Regions from separate parts of the Homo sapiens genome. Here region 1 is linked to region 2. A link is a loop called in an ENCODE intact Hi-C map of the cell type or tissue named here. Cell type or tissue: B cell. All regions are shown on one strand. Links, peaks and the distances in the headings refer to the core of each region. The heading gives the core; the rest is flanking DNA. Region 1 has its middle 260 kb from the start of SORCS1. Region 2 has its middle 390 kb from the start of SORCS1.

Region 1 (8,347 bases), core at 140-8,139, 130 kb after region 2:
TCCTTCACAGAGCATCATTATATAACCATTCATTCCAGAAAGTTCCATTTTATAGCTGTAGCTTTTCTGTTAGTGACAAGAAGACATAGTTATATAAATTTTCAAAGGTGCACACAGTTAACTAAGAAGAAAAGGCAAAGGGCATTTAGGGGGCACAGGGATAAATCGGGGTCAAGAGAGCCATAGTGGGGAGCCCTGGGTACCCTGAATCCCAAGTAAGGAGCAGCAGGCAGGCAGCCTTTAACTCCAAAGCCTGTGTGGCGTAGGCTTAGAAATCCTTTAGCAAGACTTTGTAGCCAGATTTTAGCATCTCGCAGAGGTGGGCTAGGGTCAAGGCCTGCCTTTGCTCATTAAAGATGTGTGACCTTGGGCTGTTTACCTGTCTTATCTCAGTATCACTTTCCTCATCTGGGAAATGTGGTAGCAGTAATATCTGCTTCATAGCGAAGTTGAGAGAAGGGGAGTTACTTACACAGTATTTGCCACTAAAGAGAGAAAAAATGAAGAGTTGTCTTAAAAATGGAGGCAGTGTTATGCATGGCACTGGTATGGAAAAGAGGAGTCCTGGAGGTCAAAGTCTAGCTCTGTCTATTGCCTTGTTGCCACAACTGATTGTAAGTCAAAAATGTCAATTGTATTCTATGCTCCTCAATCTCAATTTGACACTGCCTGTGACAATTTACAAAGAACTTCTATAGAAATTAAATCATTAAATCTTCACAGCCATTCAGGTGAAAGTGATATTGGAGGGGGAATCTAGCAGCCTTTCTGTCCATCCACACGATATACTCACCATATGCACCACTAAACAGAGAGAGGAACATACTCATGGTTATTTGGTGATGAAATCATTAAAGCCCATTATCCCCTTGGCAGGCCTTCTAGAGGTAAGCCACAGAATCTAAACATGAGAAAAATGTCAGACATTATCTACTCATGGTCCATGCAATTCAAGACTTCCCTGTGACGATGTTGGTGTTGAGGATGACCCTGCAATCTTAGATAGACCTGTCCTTCACTGGAAAATTCTTCTTTGTCCTCAAACTTCCTTCTACAACCAAATTCTACCATTAACCTATAAGGTTAATCTTATTATCTCCTCTATTGATCTAAACAAGATGAATCTGCTCCAGCCAAGAGGACCTACTCGCTGCCAATTAAATAGGCCTACCTTTCCAAATGCCATAACTTGCTCAGTTTATTCCTAGGTTTGCAATATCCTTTCCTTTCTTTTAATCCAGGAAAGATGCATTCATCCTATAAGATCTAACTTGGGATTTTACTCATCAGTAGTCCTTCCATCGATCACATCAGTGTCTCTCTCCTTTGGATTTTAAGTACACATGTTTGGTACAATTTGTTCAGTAATTGATTATAAATGGAGGCGATTGTGATGTCAGTAATATATATTTATGGCTTACTGTCTAACTTGGGTTTAGATAATAAACTCAAGTTTACTCACATTCAATTAGATAATAAACAATTAATAAACAATTAACTAATCCAATGTGAAGTTACAATAGTGGTTATCAGAGACTTGGAGCAGGAGAAGGGAGGGGCAGAGATTTGTAATGGGTACAAAGCTGCAGTTCCTGGCGGGGGTTGAATTCAGTTGTTTTACTCCTCAGTAGTGTGACTGTCTAGCTCATTTTTCAATAGAGCTAAAAAGGAGGGCACTGAATGTCTGACCCATGTTGCCTGCTCCTTAAAGGAAGGAAGCATCATTTTTTTTTGTCATTCACATCATATAGACTAGTGTCTAGCACATTTTAAGAATTTGATATGTCCCACACAGCTGCCACCAACCTTCAAATCCTCTGAACGCGGCTCTTCTGAATTGAGATGTGTTGCAAATGTCAAATACACACGGAATTTAGGAGACTTTGTAGAAAAATAATGCACAATGCTGCGTTGCTTTTCTAAAAGCAACTTGAATACAATTTGAAGTAATATTTTGTATATTTTGGGTTAACTAAAATGTATTCTTGATAAAAAGAATTCGATAAAAATTTGCTGAACAATGCATTTAAATTCAAAACGACAATAATATTTTTTGGCATTGTGATTGATTTATTATAGAATTAGTGCCCCAGACAGTAAATAATGACAGTGTTCATTTTTTGGGCCTTCATTGTCTAATTATAAAATCTGATAATCTTTTCAGGTTTTATAATTTTATAATTTCAATAATTCAACTTATGACAGAAGAGAAGAAGAGAGAGGTTAACTCAGTCGTCCAAATATAGTGATCTGGTAAGATGATAGAATTGAGCCTTGCTTGATCTCAGTGGTCTGACTTCAGAGCACATTTTTAGCCACTGCTCTGTGTTGCTCTTTGGTACTGGGGTGACCCTATGATTCTTTTACGCGCAATAGTTACTCAGTAATTGAGTTTTGTTGTTGGTCATAGTGTTGGCTGGCAAGACGCCATGGAGGAAAGCTATTCTCACTTCAGATTTCTGGAGCATAACTGTATCTGAATAAATGTCTAACCCAGTTTAAAGTCTGTCGTATCTACAGTGAAAGAAAAAGTGATCTCAAATGCATCTACTTTTATACCTGCTCCTACTACTTTAGCTCCAAATCCCCTTTCCATAATTATGCATCTGTCTTTCTTGCAAAACATGCAAATATCCAAATAACCTGAGTGGAATATCATTTTCCATGGCAGCTCCCTTCTAGCCATAATAGACCAGCTGGCAAATTTCTCCAGAGTATGCATAAAACATATATTTTTATCAGTAATAGAAACGTTACTTGTCCTATTATTCCCTAAAGCATCTGGGGAGGGAGGGACGGAGAGAGTGTATGTGAGAGAGAAAGGAGAAAGAGAGTCTCTATTTATTGTAATTCTGCTTTTAAAATGCATAGCACTTTTACCCCCCTCCAAACAAATGTTCAAACTCTGAAGAGTTTTTGGGTCCTGGGCTGGAGATTTTTTTTAATCCCTCGCAAATTCCTCTGTAGTCTTGGCTTATTTGAAATTCATAGTCTTCTTTTAAAAATCAAATTAAAAAAAGAAAAAAGAAAGAAAGAAAGAGGCATACACTTTCTTGGCATGTTTTGCTCTGGCAGGTCAAAGGCCGTTCCTCCTATTAATTAATGCAGCCCTGCAGGGCCCCAGAGGAGCAGCCCCGTGATCTAGCTCCATCGATAGAAGCAGCCCTGGCAGGGAGGGCTTCTCAAGCTTACCAAGGGCCTCAAGCAAAACAGGCTGGAAAGAACTGTTTTCATATCATTTGTGTCAATCCACTGTGTCCATGCACAGTCTTGACATGGAGAACTCAGGAAATCATTCTGACTGCAACGAATGTCAAAGTGAAAGCAAAAGAAGGACCAAAGAGGGTCAGACTTCTCTGCAGCCACTGCAGAATGTGTCAGTGCCTCACCTGCACGGTCCGTGTCTCTGAAGTAACCAACCTCACATCTTCTCTTCGTCATACTTCTCACTGAAGTCCATCTCAGCATGCTCTCCCTTCACTACCCCCTTTTCCTAAATTCCTATTCATCCTGCACAATCACTGCTTTATCTATTCATTCAGCATATTTCTTACCTCCCAGAGTCAGTTACTGTCCTAGACACTGGATAAGTCAGGGAACAGAACCAAGTGTCGGCTCATGGAGCTTACAACAAATTCCAAGAGAAAGACGTCAATACTCAAATGGACAAACACACATAACTATTTCAGGGCTTCCAGAATGCCTTGAAGAAAAATGAAGTAAGGTCAGAAAACAGATAAGGGGAGGTAAAGAAGGGTTTTACTTAGGCTTCTGAGGAAAGCTTTCCTTGATAGGGTGACATTAAAGCTGAGATCCGAGGAGAGTGAGGACACGGGCCAGGCTGACATTTGGGAGAAAAGTGTGGGTCGAGGGAACAACAATTACAAAGAAACTGGGGCAAGAGCATGTTTGGTCAGCTTAAGAACCGCAAGGAGGACAGTGTAGCTGGAGGCGAAGGCCTGTGATGGAGAGGGAAGAGATTAGACACAGCAGTCCTTGGGACTAAACTATAAAGAAGCCTGTAGGCCATGATAAGGATTTTAGACTTTACTTTGACAGAGATGGAAGCCATTGGCATCTTTTGAGGATAGATGTGACATAAGGTGACCTATGGCTTATTGGGCTAGCATGAGGCAAGCAGTCTGACCACGAGGTAAGTGGCAGGAGATGAGTGGGCACTAGTGCAACATTCCAGGTGAGAGACGACAATTTAATCCGGAGTTGTAAAGGTGGAGTTATTATGAAGTTATCAGAATTGAGTCTCTACAATAATCATGATTTACATATGATATGAAAAGAAGGGGAGAATTAGGAGTGATTTTTTTGTTTGCCTCTTTGTTTTTGTTTTTGTTTTTTTAGAGACAGGATCTCGCTATGTAACCAAGGCTGGCCTCAAACTCCTGGGACCGTCTGGCCTCAGCCTCCTGAGTAGCTGAGACTATAGGCCCACGCCATTGTACCTAGCAAGAGTGACTTTAATGTTTTTGGCCTGAGAAAATTAAGAATAGGAAACAGAAATTGCCATTTACTGAAAGAGAAAGGATATCAGCGAGATGACTTGGGATGAAATATCAAAATTTTGCTTTTGAAACTATTAAGAAGTCTATCAGATATAAATAAAGAACATTTCCTTGATTCCTCAGAATACAACAGTCCCATTATTACATATTTTTATGTAACACGGTTTTGTCCAGAGGTTTCCAAAACTGGCTGCTCATAAGACATATCAGAAGATATTTGTATTTTTCTGCGTCAACACTGTTGTCACTGTTTGTGCCACGGTATCTGACGTAATTTGTTTCAGCGGCCCAGTGACCACCCATAAGTTCAGTGCTTCCCTAGGAGGACCCAAGGGACTCAGCATATAATTTTATTCATGACTATGATTTATTGCAGTGACACAGTAAGAAGATATAGCCAGATCCACAAGGCAAAAATACACATCAAGCAGTTTCTAGTTTCCAAATCCACCAGCACCCTTTCTAGTCTCTCTCCAAAGGGGCTACACAGAGCACACCCTCCCTCCAGTCCTGAAATGCAGTAACCCGCATGTACTTCTTATGCCCCAGGAAGTTTACTTGAAACTCAGAGTCCAGGATTTTTATTGGGGATGGGTTACATAGACACAATGATCAGTAATAAATATCAAAACTCCAGACTCCCAGAAGAATATCAGGTGATCAATGCCCCAAGCAGGCATATATTCTTATCACTTAGAGAACTTTATAGCATCTAAGTACTAAGATACCAGCAAAGAACCAGCATAGAAGAAGATCCTTCTAAAGATCAGACTTGTTATGTTAACTCTTCTCTGCTCAATTACAGATTCTGAGACAAAAACACTAGCACAGATTTAGATATCACACCGTGTGGAATGGGATCTGGCAGCCTGTAGGTTTTTAAAGTATTTAAAATATTTACAGCTAAGTCTGATGATCACTCAGGTTTAGGAATCATTCACTAAAACCACATGGAGTTCATCATAGCCCAGCCCACCTGAAGCAAACTTTTCGATGAATGAATAGCAAGGCACAGGAGAGGGACTTGGAGACACTCTCTGTTAATATCTAACTGAAGTCCTAGGCAAATCACCTTACTACTCGATTTCTTCATCTGTAAAAGGATTGGGGGTGGGAGGTAGATTAGATGATTCCCCAATGTCCCTTTCAACCTTAATAATCTTTGGTCTAGGTCAGAGAAAGTAGTATGAAATGAAAAGATATAGGGATCTTGGCCAGCGGTCTTCCCCACTTTCTCCTCCCACTCTCCTTGAAATGCAGAAAGCAAAGCCCATACTCTCCCCTCTAGCTGTGTATGCACTTGAGGATGCCTTGGCTGAGGCATGCTGCAAGATCAAGAGAAGCAAAGGCTGCCTTTAAAGGATTTCTCCTCTACATTAATGTCACAAGTGACAAGACAATTTCACAGTGGAAGGAGGAAATGTACTTGTTTTGTGGAAATGAAAGAGAGAGATTAAAACTTGAACAGTCACAAGGGCCTTTTGGGGAATTTTAAAGACAAGTCTACCCGAAGACAACTCTACTGATAAATCTTAGATTTCCGGGGGGAGCTTTTCAGCCTATTTTCTGTCTCTATTCTTTTATAGCCTTTATAAGAAAACTGTGGCTGCATGTTACAGAACAGAAGTGATCAAGATGAAATAAGAAATTTGAGTTTGTAACTCTGTCATAGAATTAAGAGATCTTGATGTCAAAGCTCTTCCTTTGCAGTTAGAAGTTACAAAGCAGTTCACTGAGTCCAGGTCCCCCAGCCACTAAAAAGGTAGATCAGGACTAATAAAAATATTAACACCTCACATGTATTAAATTCCTACTAATGGGGCAAGTAGCCAATAACAATATAATGGTAACTTTTTCAGAAAATTCTCAATTGGTAAATGTCTCTTCTTCATTCGTCCTTCCTCTCTTCTGCTATCTCAAATTTGTCTTGTCTCCTGAATCTTTCTTACCAATATACAAGTCTATGTTAGTATCCCTAATCTTAAAATACTCTCTCCTGGATTAACTTTTATTACCAATCAGTTTCTCTGTTATTTTTTACGCACAAAGTGTTATCATATCAAATCTTACATATCCATGTATTAATACATATCAAGTGTTATGTATGAAGTCTTACATATCAATCAGTTATTCATTCCTTCAACAAAAGTATTCATTAATATCTGTCACAGTCAGTGGATGAGGCACTAGAAACCAACTGATGAACAACACTGGCTTGGTTCCTGCCATCATAATGTAATGTGACTCACTGTTGGAGTGGAGGTTAGTGGGGAGAAGATACACAGACAAATCTCTCTCCCTCTCTCTGTCTCGCTCTCTATTTAGCAAAAGTGGGAACATTTCTTTGTAATGTGACTTTGCAGCTCCTCTCAATAAGAAGTAGAGTCTCTTAAGATTTTAATCCAGGCTTGTGTGTTACTTGATTTGGCCAATGGGATATTTTCTGTCTGTAATCTTTTGTGATCTTTGTAAGAAAACTGTGGCTGCATGTTATAGAACAGAAGTGATCAAGATGAAATAAAAAAAAAAAAACCCTAGAATTTGTAACTGTCACAGAATTAACAGATTCTTATGTTAAGACTCTTCCTTTACAGTTAGGGATTAAGGAGGGATTAGCTGAGTCTAGGTCGCTCATCCAGTAAAGCGTAGATTAGGACTAATAGAAATGATAACACCTCACATATATTACGTTCCTACTAATGGAGCAGGTTGCCAATGAAAATATAGTAGAGTAGTAATTTTATTTTAAAATTCTAAATTTTTTCGATGCTTCTCCTTGGTAAGACTATAAATGGCTATAAAAAATAAAATAAAATAAATGTTTCTCCTTCATTTATCCTTCCCCTCTTCTGCTATCTCAACTTTGTCTTGTCTTCTAGATCCTTCTTATCTATATACAAGCATATGTTAGTATCCCTAAACTTAAAACACTCTCTCCCAAATTAACTTTTATCACCAATCCATTTGTTTGTTACTTTTAACAAAGTATTTAAGAGAGTTATTTAGATGTGATACCATCTCAAATTTCTCACCGCCTATTCACTGTTAAACCTACTCCAAAATGGGATCTCTCCCCAACTATTTCCATGAAAACTGTTCTCACCAAGTATATCAACAACCCCCACATTGCTTGATCCAGTACAAACTTACTATTTTCATCTTACTCAATCTTTTGACCACATTCATCATAGCTGAACATGATTATCCCTAGCTCCTGTGATACTATACTCATGCAATTTTTTTATAACTCATGAGCCATTGCCCCTTGGTTATGTGTGTGTGTGCATGTGCATGTGTGCACATGTGTGTATATAAACAGGGACAATATGCATAAGTGTAAGTCCTTAATTTTTCAGCTCAATTAGTTTTTACATATGCACATACCTGTTTAACTACCACCCAGATAATGATATGGAATAGTTCCAGAGTGCTCCTTCATGCCACTTCCAAATCAATACACACACTCCTGCCCAAAGAATTAATACTATTCTGACTTATGTAAACATATATTGCAGGGCTCCCAATAATATCAAGAGATGGCAAAGTCCATTGACATGCACATTGCATGCTTCTTTCTGAGACTGAGAAGCATTTTTTATACATCCCATTGACCAAATCAAGTAACAGTAACACGGGTAAGCCTTGGTTAAAAGAATAGGAGATTCCACTTCTTGCTGAGAGAAGCTGCAAAGTCATATGACAAAGGAATTTTTCCATTTTTGCTAAAGAGAAAGAGGCACAGAGAGAGAGAGATTTGCCTGTATAAGTTCCCCTCATTTACCACCACTCCAAGAGTGAGTCACATTACATCACGGTAAGGATTAAGC
Region 2 (8,347 bases), core at 73-8,072:
TGCTATAACAAATTACCATAAACTTAATGGCTTAAAATAAGACAAATTAATTTTCTTATACTTCCAGGCTAGAAGTCTGACATGAGTTTTACTCGTATAAAGTCAAGGTTTCAGCAAGTTCCGTTCATTTTGGGGGCTTTGGGGAGAAAGTATTTCTTGCCTTTTTACTTCAAGAGGCTGTTGTCATTTCTTGGTTTATGGCTGCATTTCTCCAATCTCTTGCTTTTGTCATTAGTCTCCTACTACTTACTCTGATCTCCTGACACCTGTTTATAAAGTTGCTTATAATTATGCCAGATCAAACTGGATAATCCAGAATGGTCTTCCCATGTCAAGATCTTTAATAGTATCTGCAAAATCAATTTTTTTCATATAAGGTAACTAGCATAGTTTCTGAGAATTAGAAAGTAGACATCTTTTACCTAAATATAAAACCCCAAGCCATATAAACCTTAGAAGAAAACCTAGGCAGTACCATTCAGGACATAGACATGGACAACGACTTCATGACAAAGACACCAAAAGCAATTGCAACAAAAGCCAAAATTGACAAATGAAATATAACTAAGCTAAAGAGCTTCTGCACAGCAAAAGAAATTATCATCAGAGTGAACAGGCAACCTACAGAATGGGAGAAAATTTTTGCAATCTACCCATCTGACAAAGGTCTAATTTCCAGAATTTATAAGGAACTTAAACAAATTTACAAGAATAAAACAAACAACCCCATCAAAAAGTGGGCAAAGGATATGAACAGACACTTTCTCAAAAGAAGATATTTATGCATTCAACAAACATATTCTAAAAAGCTCAACATCACTAATCATTAGAGAAATGCAAATCAAAACCATAATGCGATACCATCTCATGCCAGTCTGAATGGCAATTATTAAAAAGTCAAGAAACAGCAGATGCTGGTGAGGCTGTGGAGAAATAAGAACAATTTTACATTGTCGGTGGAAATGTAAATTAGTTCAATCATTGTGGAAGACAGTGTGGCGATTCCTCAAGGATCTAGAACCAGAAATACCATTTGACCCAGCAACCCCATTACTGGGTATATACCCAAAGGAATATAAATAATTCTATAATAAAGATACATTCACACTTATGTTTATTACAGCACTATTCACACAATAGCAAAGATGTGGAACCAATCCAAATATCCATCTATGACAGACTGGATATGTGTCCTGTAATATACATCACAGAATACTATGCAGCCACAACAAGATATGAGATCATGTCCTTTGCAGGGACATGGATGAAGCTGGAAGCCATTATCTTCAGTGAACTAACACAGGAACAGAAAACCAAACACCGCATGTTCTCACTTATAAGTGAGAGTTGAACATTCCAAATACATGAACACAGGGAGGAGAACAACACACATCACGGCCTACCGGCGGGGATGGGGATGGCGAGGGGAGGGAGAGCATCAGGACAAATAGCTAATGCATGTGGAGCTTAGAACCTAGGTGACCAGTTGATAGGCATAGCAAATCACCATGGCACACATATACCTATGTAACAAACCTGCACGTTCTGCACATGCATCCTGGAACTTAAAGTAAAAAAAAAAAAAAAAAAAAAAGAAAGAAAGAAAGAAAGTAGACATCTATTTTTATGGAGAGGGGTGTTATTCAACCAACCCTAACAGAAAGAAAGAGATAGCTTCTTTAGCCTTATATAGTCTAGTTAGGAAAAGTAATATGTTTAATTAAAATGCTTTGTAAAAATGAATGCCAATGGAGAAATATCAAGAAAATGTGAAGTCAGGAGAGAGAATGTTCAAATCCAGCTGAGGGCACAAGGAAGGTTTCCTGAAGGAGATGGTTGAAGTTGAAGTTGAATTTAAAGGATTGGATGGTTGGGGGCTGGTGTAACAAAAGCTGACATGTTCTGAGTACTTCCTAAGAGGAAGGACACTTTTGATAAGTGCTTTATGAATTCTTTTAATTGTCACAAATGTGTCATAAGGTAGGGACTACTATTTTCCTATTACAACAAATGGCTAAAAGGAGACCAAAATGAAGTTAAGTTACTTGCCCCAAATCACATAACTTATGAGAGGAAAGCTCTGTTACAGGACCTACCAAGCTGAAGTAATAGAAGAACTCTAAGAGCAGGGTTGGTAATATAGGGAGGCCATGGGAACAACAGGGGCTCAATCTGACTTTTAAAGAAATGGGTGCACTGTAGGGTGGGCTGGGCACAGACATGAGAAATGGTGCAGATCACAGATCTTAGCTATAAGAGCTAAGAAGCATGGGTTTCACTCTGCAGCAGTGGAGAGTAATGAGCAGAGTTTGACTCAAGGAGTCCTCTTAGATTGGGTTCCCAAGAAACAGGTCCAAAGACAAGGACCTGAATGCAATTAGTCTCTTTGGAAATAAATAAACCAGAAAAATGAGAAAGTAAGACAGGGAAAAGGAGGAATTTTTTTTAAAAAAAGAAGAAACATATTAACTAGCAAAAAAAATGGATATTATTGATCAGGCTTATTTGGCAAGCGAAGAGTGCATGTGCCTTCTTGACCCTCTGCACAGAAGGTTATTAACCACTGTGGGAAATAATCAAATCTACTGTCTTGTCTAGCATTTGTATCTTGGCAAGCACTATGCTGAGATATAAAAAGACACACAGAGGGGGTTGGGAGGAGAGAGAGAGGGAAGAAAGAGAAAGAAATTAGAAAAAAGATGTCTCAAAAATATAACCTCTCTACTGTTATCCTCAGAAATGAAACTAAACTCTATGTTATAAGGCTTTTTTTTTTCTCCCAAGCCATCTAATTATAGGCAATATAAAAACGCTTGTGGTTGAACTTCACACTGTGTGAAGAGACAGCTACAGAGAGGAAGATGCACAGTGGTATATGGTATATAGAAAGGGGCTTTACTTCCTGAACCCTTATATGCCCCACAGTGAGCACCATCATAGAAGTCTCAAGACCCTGTCCTGGCAGGGAGGTTGGCTTGTATGACAATAGGAAATGAAGAGGCAGAAAACATGAATAAAGCATTTGACCCCAAACTCTTAACAATATCTGCTTTTCATCTTTCCCATTATTTTAAAAAAGTAACTTCTAAGAGTGGGTAGAATAATTCATGTTACTAAGCCACTGAATCTCTAACAAATGGGTTAAAGCATCTTCATTTTACAGGGAAGTATAATAGCAATCCTTTTACTAAACTTTAGGAGAGTAATCAGAAAGAAACAGAACCAAATACTGGCAATGCTCACATAGCCAAAGTATACAGCAATAGAAAGCTGACAACATAATTCGTATCTACGTGACCATTAACATGATGTTGTGAATCAATATAGACATGAAAACTATCTTATTAATTGAGAAAAATAAGTTAGAAAACAGCCTCATAGTATCTCAACTTTGTTTTTAAAATTTCTGTACAAATAAATAGATAAATGCTGTTAGAATAGGCAACAAAATGTGAGCAGTGGTTATATTTGCTGGGATAGTGTATATATGATTTCTACTTTTTTCTTTTTGATTTTCTATATTTTCCATTTCTTTTTCTTTAACGGTTAACAAGGAATTCATTTGTCATAAAAAAAAAAGATATCAATAAATACATTTTGAAAGAGCACTTTATATTTCTGTCTTCTCACCAGACCTCACAGCAAATGCTGCAAATATTTTAATAGGGCTGTCACAGGGATGTCCCTGGGGGTTTAAGAAAACAAACGAAAGTTCTGGAGCAGAGAAGCATGAACATGAAAGCATGTGAGAAGCAGAAGTTATTGCTGCTTTCCCAGCTCTGATGTGTGGTTTCTCAGTGAGATAATTATAACAATGAAGTTTTTAAAAAATGGTACAATCATAGTTAATTAGTTCCAGTTGCAGTTGGCTATTTTAACCCTCACCTCTGAATACTATTAGAAAGCAGATTGAATCTTGTGTGATAACCTGCATGAAATAGGTTTTTTTGTTCACTTGCTCATTTTGTTTTTATTTCATTGGTTTACTTTCCTTTATTTTTGGCAAACACCACCAAGGTAATAGATTAGATTACTGTTAAACCTATTATATATTATTTTAGCAGTGCCTATAAGACACTAATAAAGAGAAAATGCAATAGTATTGGCATGATTAAGTGAAAACTATTAATAAAAGAAAGAGTTCATCATAGTTATTGGATTTGAATGTATTAGAAAGAAGCACAGTATGTTGGGGGATGGCAAAATTGCGTTACAAAGTCATTCAAATTCTATATGGATTTTTTTAGTGAGTAATTAGTTTTTAAAACCATGGATACTGACAAAAATAAAGGAGTAGATGATGCAAAGCAGATGGATCATTTAATTTATTTCTCAATTACAGTTGACAGGTTGGGCACAGAAATCTGCAAGTCGTCTATTTCTTTATGGTCCATTTTGCAGCTGTGTTTATTGTCATAATAAATAAATACATTATCTCATTAATGGAACACTGAATTTTTTTTTTCCAAAAAACGCGCTCACACCCAATGTCCATGCTGCAAAGAAAATACAAAAACGGGAGAATGTTCACCCAACTGATGCAACAGAATAGGGTCCATGTTGGGTGGAGACTTTGGGAAATGAGAGTTGGTCACAACAAAGTAACCTGTTAGTTTTTAGATATGGTCTATTGGTGATTGAGACAGTTTCCCTCCCAGAGAGGCACACTAGAAAATACAATCACACTTGGAAATCCATGTGCATCCTAGTTAATGTATATTGCATTTGAGATGCAGATGGGTAATAAAGTTTATTACACTCCGTTTTAGGTTCTCTCTTTCACTAGAAATGCCAGAAAGACTTGAGGAAATATCAAAGCTAACCTCTGATGTTGTATTCAAAGTTGTAAAAGCAACAGACATTGGATTAGGAGCAGAGTGGTCCTTTATTCTCAAGTGAACAGATGGACTTTTATATATTAACAGCTTCCCCACAAAAGTAGTGTTGTTGGAGGTGAAATTCGGGGTAGGATATTGCTGAAGATTAGGTCTAATCAAGAAGTATATAAGTATTGATCACCCGTTATTTCTTCATTTTAGATTAAGAACTCATCCTGTCTATGAGTACCCAATGTTCTCAAGGATTTACAGAAATTGATGTGCTACCTGGAAACATACTCCCTAGCTTTGTTTGACCCTATAATCCATATATTAGCCCCATTTACTAATTCACTGGGCCATGTTTATGCAATAGCTGTCTTCATGAATTTTTTATGCAAACTGAATTTTAGGAATGTTAAAAGTAGACTCCATATTCATTCAGATCTACGTTTTTAAATCTCAGTTGTGCACATTTTAGTTTGATGACTTTTTGTTATTAACCTAATCTCTCTGAGCCTTAGATTCTTTATCTGAAACATAGGGATGATGAGAATATCTATTTCATTGAATGGTGAAATTAGATGAAGTAATTTATATGAATGCTTAGGAAAATGCCTGGCACAGACAAGTGCTAAAATTATTCTATATTACTGGAAATATAGCTACATTATTACGTATTCACATAACATATTGTTGTAATCTTTAATATAAAGAGCATCAAATACTCTCGTAAAGAGAAAACATATATTACATCTTGTTATAACCTGCATGAAATAGATTTTTTTCTTCACTTGCTCATTTTGTTTTTATTTCATTTGTTTACTTTCCTTTATTTTTGGCAAACACCAGCAGGGTAATAGATTAGACTACTGTTAAACCTATTTATGATATATTATTTTAGCAGTGCCTATAAGACACTAATAAAGAGTCCTCAGCTTCCTCAGTGGTATAAGCTTAGGGAGTTGGTGTGGGGACTTTTTTTTTATTATTATACTTTAAGTTCTAGGGTATATGTGCACAACGTGCTGTTTTGATACGTAGGTATACATGTGCCATGTTGGTTTGCCGCACCCATCAACTCATCATTTACATTAGGTATTTCTCCTAATGCTATCCTTCTCCCAGCCCCCATCCCCTGACGGGTGTGTGATGTTCCCCGCCCTGTGTCCAAGTGATATTGTTCAATTCCCACCTATGAGTGAGAACATGCAGCATTTGTTTTTCTGTCCTTGTGATTGTTTGCTGAAAATGATGGTTTCCAGCTTCATCCATGTCCCTGCAAAGGACATGAACTCATCCTTTTTTATGGCTGCATAGTATTCTATGGTGTATATGTGCCACATTTTCTTAATCCAGTCTCTCATTGATGGACATTTGGGTTGGTTCCAAGTCTTTGCTATTGCAAATAGCGCCGTAATAAATACACGTGTGCATGTGTCTTTATAGTAGCATGATTTATAGTCCTTTGGGTGTATACCCAGTAATGGAATTGCTGAGTCAAATGGTAATTCTGGTTCTAGATCCTTGAGGAATCACCACACTGTCTTCCACAATGGTGGAACCAATTTACACTCCCACCAACAGTGTAAAAGTGTTCCTATTTCTCCACATCCTCTCCAGCATCTGTTGTTTCCTGACTTTTTAATGATTGCCATTCTAACTGGCATGAGCTGGTATCTCATTGTGGTTTTGATTTGCATTTCTCTGATGACCAGTGATGATGAGCGTTTTTTCATGTGTCTGTTGGCTGCATAGATGTCTTCTTTTGAGAAGTGTCTGTTCATATCCTTTGCCCACTTTTTGATGGGGTTGTTTTTTTCTTGTAAATTTGTTTGAGGTCTTTGTAGATTCTGGATATTAGCTCTTTGTCAGGTGGATAGATTGCAAACATTTTCTCCCATTCTGTAGGTTGCCTGTTCACTCTGATGGTAGTTTCTTTCGCTGTGCAGAAGCTCTTTAGTTTAGTTAGATCTCATTTGTCTATTTTGGCTTTTGTTGCCATTGCTTTTGGTGTTTTAATCATGAAGTCCTTGCCCATGCCTATGTCTGGAATGATATTGCCTAGGCTTTCTTCTAGAGTTTTTATGATTTTAGATCTAACATTTAAGTCTTTAATCCATCTTGAATTAATTTTTGTGTAAGGAAGGGATCCAGTTTCAGCTTTCTACATATGGCTAGCCAGTTTTCCCAGTACCATTTATTAAATAGGAAATCCTTTCCCTATTTCTTGTTTTTGTCAGGTTTGTCAAAGATCAGATGGTTGTAGATGTGTAACATTATTTCTGAGGGCTCTGTGCTGTTCCATTGGTCTATATGTCTGTTTTGGTACCAGTACCATGCTGTTTTGGTTAGTGTAGCCTTGTAGTATAGTTTGAAGTCAGGTAGCATGATGCCTTCAGCTTTGTTCTTTTTGCTTAGGATTGTCTTGGTAATGCGGGCTCTTTTTTTGTTCCATATGAAGTTTAAAATAGATTTTTCCAATTATGTGAAGAAAGTCATTGGTAGCTTGATGGGGATGGCATTGAATCTATAAATTACTTTGGGCAGTATAGCCATTTTCACGATATTGATTCTTCCTATCCATGAGCATGGAATATTCTTCCATTTGTTTGTGTCCTTTTTTATTTCATTGAGCAGTGGTTTGTAGTTCTCCTTAAAGAGGTCCTTCACATCCCTTGTGTGGGGGTTTTCGTAAAGCAGACTATTTGTACACCAGTTTAAGATATGGAAAAATGACTTAAGCTCCAATAATCCATGTTACTTCAATGTGTCGTAACTTCAAATCCTTTTTATCTCCATTTTATGCTGGGGTGGGGTGCTGTACAAACATTCAAGCTTCAGAAAGGTGGCCAGTGGGTGGAGTGGTGTAAAGTCACTCTGTAAGTGTGTAAGTGGTGTAAAGCCAATCTGATGATAGATTTTGATCCCATTCAGGAGGTAAAAGTAAATCTAGAAAATGTGGTTTGGATTATAGCATATTAGAATGTCTGGTACCTTGTGTTCATAATTTCTAAAACTCACAGTCTATTCTGAACAGAGAGATCCTTACTGACACATCCAACAACACACAGATGCACATACACACACAGAAATCCAGAATTTGGGGGTCTGTCTGGTTTCAAGGATCTGGTGATGCACAGCTGCAATGGTCTCGCCCGACATTACTCCCTGATTAGCATCTAGTGGTGAGTCTAGAACAAAGAAGGAGGCTGACTAGAGGAGAAAATGAGAAATTAGCAAAGAAGAGAAGACTAGGCCTGGATACTGAGCTGTAGAGTGCTGAAACATCCTTCGGGAGGAAAAGTGTCTAATAAAGACTAAGATGTTGATTACTGTATGATTTCCATATGTAATATTTTGTTCATGATCTCTAAGTCTTCACTGATGTAAAATGAGTGAATTAAGTATGCAGTTGGGGTATTGATGAGTAAAGCATTAAAGGACTAAGCTTTGTTCTGGATCAGAATTCAAGAAAAAAGAGAAAAATTACCAGCCCCCCAAAGCAGGGGAAATCAAGGAAGCTGAAA

What was found. A loop is a pair of places that touch in the nucleus more often than their neighbours do. Peaks named below come from ENCODE experiments on the same cell type or tissue, not always from the same donor. Only the 100,000 strongest peaks of a DNase experiment are listed, where the experiment ranks them.
Region 1: a loop joins it to region 2, with 2.7 times the contacts of the local background. A loop is called at or near these places in 2 of 110 quality-filtered maps.

What each region holds. Positions count from the first base shown.
Region 1 is chr10:107,421,270-107,429,616 of GRCh38, reverse strand. No RefSeq gene overlaps it. Among named protein-coding and RNA genes, the nearest start is that of SORCS1, 260 kb to the right of the region's middle. In B cell, for the core only: no CTCF peak of the experiment used is centred there; no DNase peak of the experiment used is centred there; H3K4me3 peaks cover 714 bases.
Region 2 is chr10:107,549,071-107,557,417 of GRCh38, reverse strand. No RefSeq gene overlaps it. Among named protein-coding and RNA genes, the nearest start is that of SORCS1, 390 kb to the right of the region's middle. In B cell, for the core only: no CTCF peak of the experiment used is centred there; a DNase peak (open chromatin) is centred at 3,697; H3K27ac peaks cover 977 bases.